2 separate regions of the Mus musculus genome follow, and region 2 is linked to region 1. The links are chromatin contacts, found by Hi-C or POLR2A ChIA-PET in ENCODE. All regions are on one chromosome and are shown on one strand. The core of a region is the stretch at or near the end of the contact, and the rest is flanking DNA. Distances in the headings are between cores, read along the strand shown. Region 1 holds the start of Nub1 (negative regulator of ubiquitin-like proteins 1). Region 2 holds the start of 1700096K18Rik (RIKEN cDNA 1700096K18 gene).

Region 1 (3,522 bases), core at 559-3,058:
CAGGATAGCCCATGGAGTAAACATTGTGTGTATGCATGTCAGACAGGGCGAGAGGGAAAGAGAGAGACAGAGGGAGGGAGAGAGAGAGAGAATGAACATGCTGTGTGTTTTTACTCACAAGCTCACCACAAGGCACTTAGGAGCCTTACAAATACAAGTCTATTAAACCTCCAGACACAGGACTCAAATCTATAGAAAAAAAATTTTTTTTTTAATTTTTCGAGACAGGGTTTCTCTGTGTAGCCCTGGCTGTCCTGGAACTCATTCTGTAGACCAGGCTGGCCTTGAACTCGGAAATCCATCTGCCTCTGCCTCCGGAGTGCTGGGATTAAAGGCGTGTGCCAGCACGCCCAGTTTAGAAACTGAGAAAAAGATTACTGCCATCTCCTAAGGAGGTGGCAGGGATAATTTACTAGTACCCAGCTATTCAGAAGGTTGAAAACAGCCTTTCAGACTGTACCCAGTCCACTGTCTGATAAAAGAAGCCAAGGCTATCACAACCCTTCATCTGTGCTCCACACTGTTGCTAGGTCTGCATCACGTAATATTTATTTATTTATTTATTTAGGTTTTTTGAGACAGGGTTTCTCTGTATAGCCCTGGCTGTCCTGGAACTCACTTTGTAGACCAGGCTGGCCTCGAACTCGGAAATCCCCCGCCTCTGCCTTCCAAGTGCTGGGATTAAAGGCGTGCGCCACCACGCCCGACTAAGTTTTTTTGTTTTTGTTTTGTTTTTTTTAAAACCATGACAGAGTCTCACTACTCAGCTCTGTCCTGGAACTTACTATGTAGACCAGGCTGGACTTGAACTCACAGAGATCACCTGATCATCTCTGCCTCCTAAATGCTGGGGCTAAAGGTATGCCATGCCCAGATTAACATAAAGATTTAATGTTGAACAAAATTAAACCACCGGCTTGATTATAGTTTTGCTCGCCTTTAGCGAATTCCAGGACAACCAGAGCTACATAGTGAGTCACCATCTCAAAAAAATTAATTAATTAAATTAAACCACTGTATTCAAACCTATGAAAATCCAGTTACAGGTACCAGAATGACATGTGTTAGGTCAAAAGGAAGAAAATCTAACAGCCCAGTTTTCAATTTTAATTGGAGAACTGTTTCATGTGTGTTGCTGGGCGTTCCAACGCAGAAAACACGTAAATCATCAAGATCAGCGCTCTGAACCGAAAGTGAAACCTTAGGCATCAATGTTGAAAATACCACTTTCACTTGTAGATCAATCGAGATTGCATACAACCTTACGCACATTCAACACGTTCCCTCTCGGGGAAATGACATGCCATTAGGGCCTCCTATTTAAAAGCAAGGGAAGGAGGCGAGGACAAGTGTGGGTCCAGAAAGCTTGCGTTCTCACACCCCGCGTTCCGCTGTCAGCCCCGGCAGTCAGCTCATCCAAACTCAAGCTGCTGGCTGGTGTCCATCCCTTCCCCTCCGCCCCGCCGCGACCCCCTCCCGCTTCCGCCCCAGCCCGCCTCGCCGCGTCCGCCTGGCCGCTCCTGCCCACCGAGCCCACGGCCGCCCCGGCCGCGCTACCAGGCCCAGGCCCAAGGCCCGGTCGCTGCCGCAGCCGTCTCACCTGCGCCACTGCCGAGCCAGCTGCGACCTGCCGAGTGCCCGGATGCGGCAAAGGCCGCCGTTTGTTTTCATTCCGGGTGAGGCCGGCCCCGCCCCCGGCTCCGCCCCCTCGCGCTGTCCGGAAGGCCGGTCGAGGACCGGAGCTGCATGGAAGGGTGGGGCCAAGGGGCTTGAAGGGCGATCTGAAGCATCGAACGGAAGGAAGCCCTGAAAACGCGGCTGTGGGCGGGGCTAGTATTTAATGGGCGGGGCTGATATGGGGCGGGACAACAGAGTAGATGGAAATAGGGAGAGTGTAGCTAGGGCGGGGCTGACGTGTAAGGGGGAAGAGAGACAAAGTGGTTGGGGCGAGGGCCGCGCTGAGGGTCAGGCGATCTGTGGGCGGGGCTGGTAGTTTGCGGTGGAGCGGATGTGGGACCGGGCGAGGAGGAAGATGGAGGCAAGGGCCGACTGTAGGTGGAGCTGTTAGGTGGAAAGGCAAGGCTAAAACTGGTCAAAAGCGGTGGGAGGGGGTCTGCTGTGCAGGGGGAAGAGGCGTGGTGAGGAATGGAAGTGAGGCAATGCTAGTCTTCAATCACGAGGTCTTCGGACCACTCCCAGACCGAGTTTTTCAGAGTCAGAGGAAAATGAGTCTGCCTTTATTTATTCCCCAAAAGCCTTGACAGAGCAAGACCTGTTTTCCTGAACCTTTTCTCGTCTTCCCTCTACTAGGCCTAGGGGATCCCCTAGACTAAAGGATTCTCACACTACCCTCCACAATCCCACCAGGATCCCCGCTCATGGTGAAGTTAGGTACGCTACCCATGCCTCCCTCCAGCGGCTACTCCCACCATGAGTACAGTAGATAGAGACATCTGCTTTGCTCAGCGCTGTGAAAAATGCATGTGCCCTTATGTCTATGTAAGGGAACAATCCAAACGGGCATAAAAAAATGAAGACGCCGGGCAGTGGTGGCGCACGCCTTTAATTCCAGCACTTGGAAGGCAGAGGCGGGGGATTTCTGAGCTCGAGGCCAGCCTGGTCTACAGAGTGAGTTCCGGAAAGCCAGGGCTAAACAGAGAAACCCTGTCTCAAAAAGACCAAAAACCAAAAACCAAAAAAAAAAAAAAAAAAAAAGGCCTTTTTTTTTTTAAATACTATGAGAAAAGAAACAATGCTCTGGTGTTGAGCCCCATCTTGCTGCAGACTGTGAGAGGAGGCCTGAGCAAGCCTGCAGGAGCCTAAGCAACCAGGAACCCCAGCGAGGAGTTTGCCAATTGCCAGCCTGCCAGTGAAGCTAGATCCATCATTCAACACCCGCTTCCCACACACGTACTGGAGAACCCAGAGCAGGCCTGCTTAGTCAGTCCAAAAATGCCTGGCCTCACTGTGAATCAGGAACTAAACAAATTGTTATTATGATAAGGATCAGATTTGCAAGTTGTTTGTTATGCCCTCCAAACTGACAAAGCTTTCAGAACCAAACAAAAGAAAGTGACTGTAAACCCAAGAAAACTGTATCTGTAGATAACTGTTTCCACTCTAAGGAAATTGATTAGTTCCAGCACAATCACGACTATATAGAGAAACCCTGTCTCAAAAAACAAAGAAACAAAGAAACAAAAAACTGCCAGGCGTGGTGGCGCACGCCTTTAATCCCAGCACTCTAGAGGCAGAGGCAGGCCGATTTCTGAGTTCGAGGCCAGCCTGATCTACAAAGTGGGTTCCAGGAACAGAGAAACCCTGTCTCGAAAAACAAAAATAAATAAATAAATAAATTTAAAAAAATAAAAAATAAATAAAAGAAAAGAAAAAATAAAGAAAGTTGGGCTGGTGAGATGGCTCAGTGGTTAAGAGTGCCGACTGCTCTTCCAAAGGTCCTGAGTTCAAATCCCAGCAACCACATGGCAGCTCACAACCATCTGTAACGAAATCTGTTGCTCT
Region 2 (3,910 bases), core at 143-2,642, 840 kb before region 1:
GAGGGGCAGAGGAATCTCTGAAATTTCAGTCAATGTGATCTATACAGGTGAGTTCCAGGCTATCTAAGGATACATGAGACCCTGTCACAGGGTGGAAATGCGTTCCATTCCTAGGTAAAAGAATAGCATGCCCACAAGTTGTCCTCTAACCTTAATGCTCTCACAGAAAAATAAAATCATACACAAACATTTTTATATATTTAAAGGCAAAGAATTCTTAACCAAATTGACTAAAGATAGGAACAGTAATTCCCTCTGGAAAATTAGCTGGCTGTAAAAAATGAGTTATAATGAAAAGACAATAACCTCACTATAAAGGCCTGTCTTGAATTTTAATTTTTTACAAGATTGGACTTCCAGTTCCTAGTAATGTACATGGTAATAAACATGAAGAAGCATTATTCAAATGTAAATGCTAATTGTTTTTATGTTTAATTTAAGCACTATTTTTTTTTTGTTTGTTTTGGTTTTTTTGAGACAGGGTTTCTCTTTTAACCATGGCTGTCCTGGAACTCACTCTGTAGACCAGGATGGCCTCAAGCACTATTTTTTTAACCAGACTTAAAATTAATAGAAGCGAAAGAATCTTCAGAGTGGGAGGGGCTTCAAGAAAGAACGACAAAAAGGCTATACAGGCTATTTTAAATGTACAAAATTTATATCTGTGTATACTGCAAATAATGTGCCTTCCAAAAAGGCTAAAATGTAAAGGCAAAACAAATTATTTCACTGATGAACCACTCATTTGGTAATGTCTTTCTTTACATTTGGGTTTTTTTTTTTAAAAATCTAGAGATACTGAATAGAAGTATTCACAAAATATCCATTGGTTAGAGTACGGTGTTCGAACGAAAATGAAAGGTTTGTAACCGGTCGTTTCGCTGTAGTACTGTAAGAAAGCTTTTAAATAATTAGTGCAGAATTCCAGCGTAGTATTGCAACCCAGCGTCTGTGGCCATGTCACCTTTAAGTGTGTGCAGTTTGGAAGAGCAGAGTTAGTTGGGTATTGTTAAAACAGCGTCGTTGTGTCGTGCGGGGACGTTCTCATCTTCTGAATGAGCGAGAGGGAGAAGGGCCCCGCCGTGGTCCCCTAAGCAGTGAGGCTCTGGGCGAATAATCGCACGGGATGCTGCGTGACAGTGGCTGGACGCCCGCGCCATTGTGAGGTCGGCGGCGCGGATCCGAACCTGTATTACTTCTCGGTGAGGCGGACTTGCGGGCCCTTGGACCGAGGTCAGCTCCGAGTGGAGAACAGGTAACTCAGGGGCCGGATCCCTCCGCGACAAGTAGTGCGCTGTGCGCTTTCCCGAGCCCACGGCGGGCGCCGGAGATCGCGGACCTGGCTCCCGGAGGATCGGCGGGCACTGGCCCGAAGGCTAGGAGACCTTCGGCAGCCCGAAGGCTGGAGCGGGCCGGCGAACGGCAGGTGTCCGCCCCGCCCCCACCCCCGCGGGCAGGAAGAGGAAGCGGTGCGGCCCGGCCCCGGGGCCACCCGCAGGGCCTCGCGGGGCGGGGGCGCCGGAGCTACAAGAAGCGCGTGACCTAGTTCGTCCCGAAGTGGACTTGACAGGTTGTCATCGCGGCTCCCCGCCCCCACTGTCTTCCGGGTCTGGCTCCTCCCCCACCCTCGAGCTCCCACTGGCCTCGCCCAAGCTGTACTCCCTGCCATTGGCTTCAAACCAGGGGCCACGCCCCAACCCAGCTCGCCCTGCCATTGGCCACGCGTCCCAGGCCGCTCTCCCAGTCATTGGCTTCGTCCCAGAGGCCCCGCCCCCAGTCTTGCTGGTCCTCGGGTTGGCCTTGCAGCGCCCCTCTTTCGGCTCGTCCTCCTATTGGCCCCTCGCGCCAGGCGCCTTGCCTCCTATGGTCCGCGGTGGATTCCAGCTGGTCACTGTTGAGTTTGTTCCCGTGGGCATTCCGGTTTCTGTCGGCTTCCCTCCCTCTTTGCTGCGTTTCTTCCTGCTTTCTTTGGGTCTGGGAGCCCGGGCCTCGATACCTGGTCCCGGTCCCAAACTCAATGTAGCAGCGATCTACATTTGCCTCTGTACCCCGCCGCACCCCGCCCCTTTCAACTCCTTCTTCCCCAGCCCCCACGCACACCGCCTTCATTCCCTCACACCTCTCCTTAAATTCGGCTGAGTGGAACAGACTTCATTTCGAAATCAGGGAGAGGGGTTAAGTGATAAACGTCAATATCAATATTAGCTGGTTTTGGTTCCAGAAAGGAACTGGACGGCCCAGATCATTCAAACATTTTGTTGTTGATGGTGGTGGGGGTAGTGCTTTTCTTTGGGTGTGTCTTAGGTTTGGAGGTTTCTTCAAACAGGATCTCACCTCTCCCTTTGTATCTCTGACTGGTTTGGAACTCGCTAGTTCCTTGGTACGGGGTTTGACTGCAGAAGCCAGAGAGGGCGGCCGCTGGGTTCCTGGAGCCGCTGGTTGTGGGCCACCTAACTTGGGGGCTCCTCTGCAGAAGGTTTCATCTCTCCACCCTGGGATTGAATTTTTTTAATTAATTTTCATTTTATGTGCATTGGTGTTTTGCCTGCCTGTATGTCTGTGTAAGGATGTTAGATTCCAGTCGGAGTTACAGTCGCAAGCTACCTTGTGGGTGCTCGGAATTGAACTAAAGTCCTCTGGAAGAGCCAGAGCTGTGAACCTGAGTCATCTTTGCAGTCCCAGGACTTAGTTCCTAAAGTGACCAAATTTGTTACTCCAAAAATAATAGGCTGCCTTTCCTGAGTAGCAGTCAAATTTCCATTGTTTATGCAATATTGACATTTAAAATTTACATGTGTACTTTCTATAATTGAGCTAGCTTTTTTAAATCGTTTTAGAGAATAGAAATAAGCTGGGCAGTGGTGGCTCATGCCTTTAATCTCAGCTCATGAGAGGCAGAGGCAGGCGCATTTCTTAGTTTGAGGCCAGCCTGGTCTACAAGAGTGAGTTCCAGGACAGCCAGGGCTACACTGAGAAACCAAGGGGTGGGGGGGAGGGGGAGGGGAGAGAGAAGAAATAAACTGATAAAACTGCACAGTGCAATGTAGTCTCCAAGAGAAATTTAGTTGAAATTTGAAACTGGCCTAGCCTTTGCTGGTGAGCAGAGGAAGGGTTACAGATCCCAGGCCTGTCAGGGCTGTGCATTGAAACCCTGTCTTCTGGGGGTTGTCTTAATCCCCACTGTGGTAATTCTGGTACTCTCCGCATTTGGGATTTGGGGGCAGGAAGAATTCAAGGCCAGCCTCATGGGGAGTTCAAGGTCAGTATGAGCTATTTGAAACCAGCTCAAAAACAAAACAGCTGTTGAGTGTGGTGGTCTTGCCTGAGATCCCAGTGCTGGGGAGGCTGGAGTAAAATCAGGAGTTCAAGGCCAGCCTGGGCCACAGAAGACCCTGACCCACTTACTCTGCCACTCCCTCTCCACACCCATGACTTTTTCAAAATTACTAAAGTAGATGATCTTGTGTGCATGCAGGTCAGGCTCCGCAGATTGCCCTGTCAGGCTCATTAAGGCATTCCAGTTGACAGAAGTGGCCTTTTAGGTTGCATCCCGAGGTCTGCAGAGCTCCGGGATCCTGGCTGGGGGAGGCCCAGCTCTGTAGGTGCCTAGCTTGCGCAGTCCAGGCACACTGAGAACCTTCCCTCAGGGCTTCCCATTTCCAACTTTGCACTTGAGGCTTCGGGGCTTGTGTGTGGAGCTGCATCTCTTCTGACTTCTCAGGCCAGCCTTCAGTGTCAGCTGATCTGAAATGGGTCCTTTCCCTGCCCCCAACCAGGTACTTTCTGTCCTCTCCCAGTTACTTCCTTCAAAGCATGCTGCACCATCTGAAGCCTTCTTGTTTACTTAAAATGGCTGGTTCCCCTTCTCCCTCCAAGCTGGGCTCTTTCTATTTGCTAGGGCAGGTTTAGC

Evidence for each region. A loop is a pair of places that touch in the nucleus more often than their neighbours do. ChIA-PET counts read pairs that join two places held with the same protein, here RNA polymerase II (POLR2A).
Region 2: a map of regulatory T cell shows a loop between it and region 1 (4-fold over the local background). The contact joins the promoter of 1700096K18Rik here to the promoter of Nub1 in region 1. A Hi-C loop is called at or near these places in 1 of 37 maps with a recorded cell type or tissue (regulatory T cell). POLR2A ChIA-PET finds 5 or more read pairs at or near these places in 1 of 5 experiments (embryonic stem cell).

The regions. Positions count from the first base shown.
Region 1 is chr5:24,684,101-24,687,622 of GRCm38, reverse strand. It overlaps Nub1 (negative regulator of ubiquitin-like proteins 1), which reads right to left and starts at 1,808. Exons shown (of 15, transcript NM_016736.3): 1 at 1,601-1,808.
Region 2 is chr5:25,527,500-25,531,409 of GRCm38, reverse strand. 1700096K18Rik (RIKEN cDNA 1700096K18 gene) reads right to left here and starts at 1,392. Exons shown (of 1, transcript NR_027388.1): 1 at 1-1,392.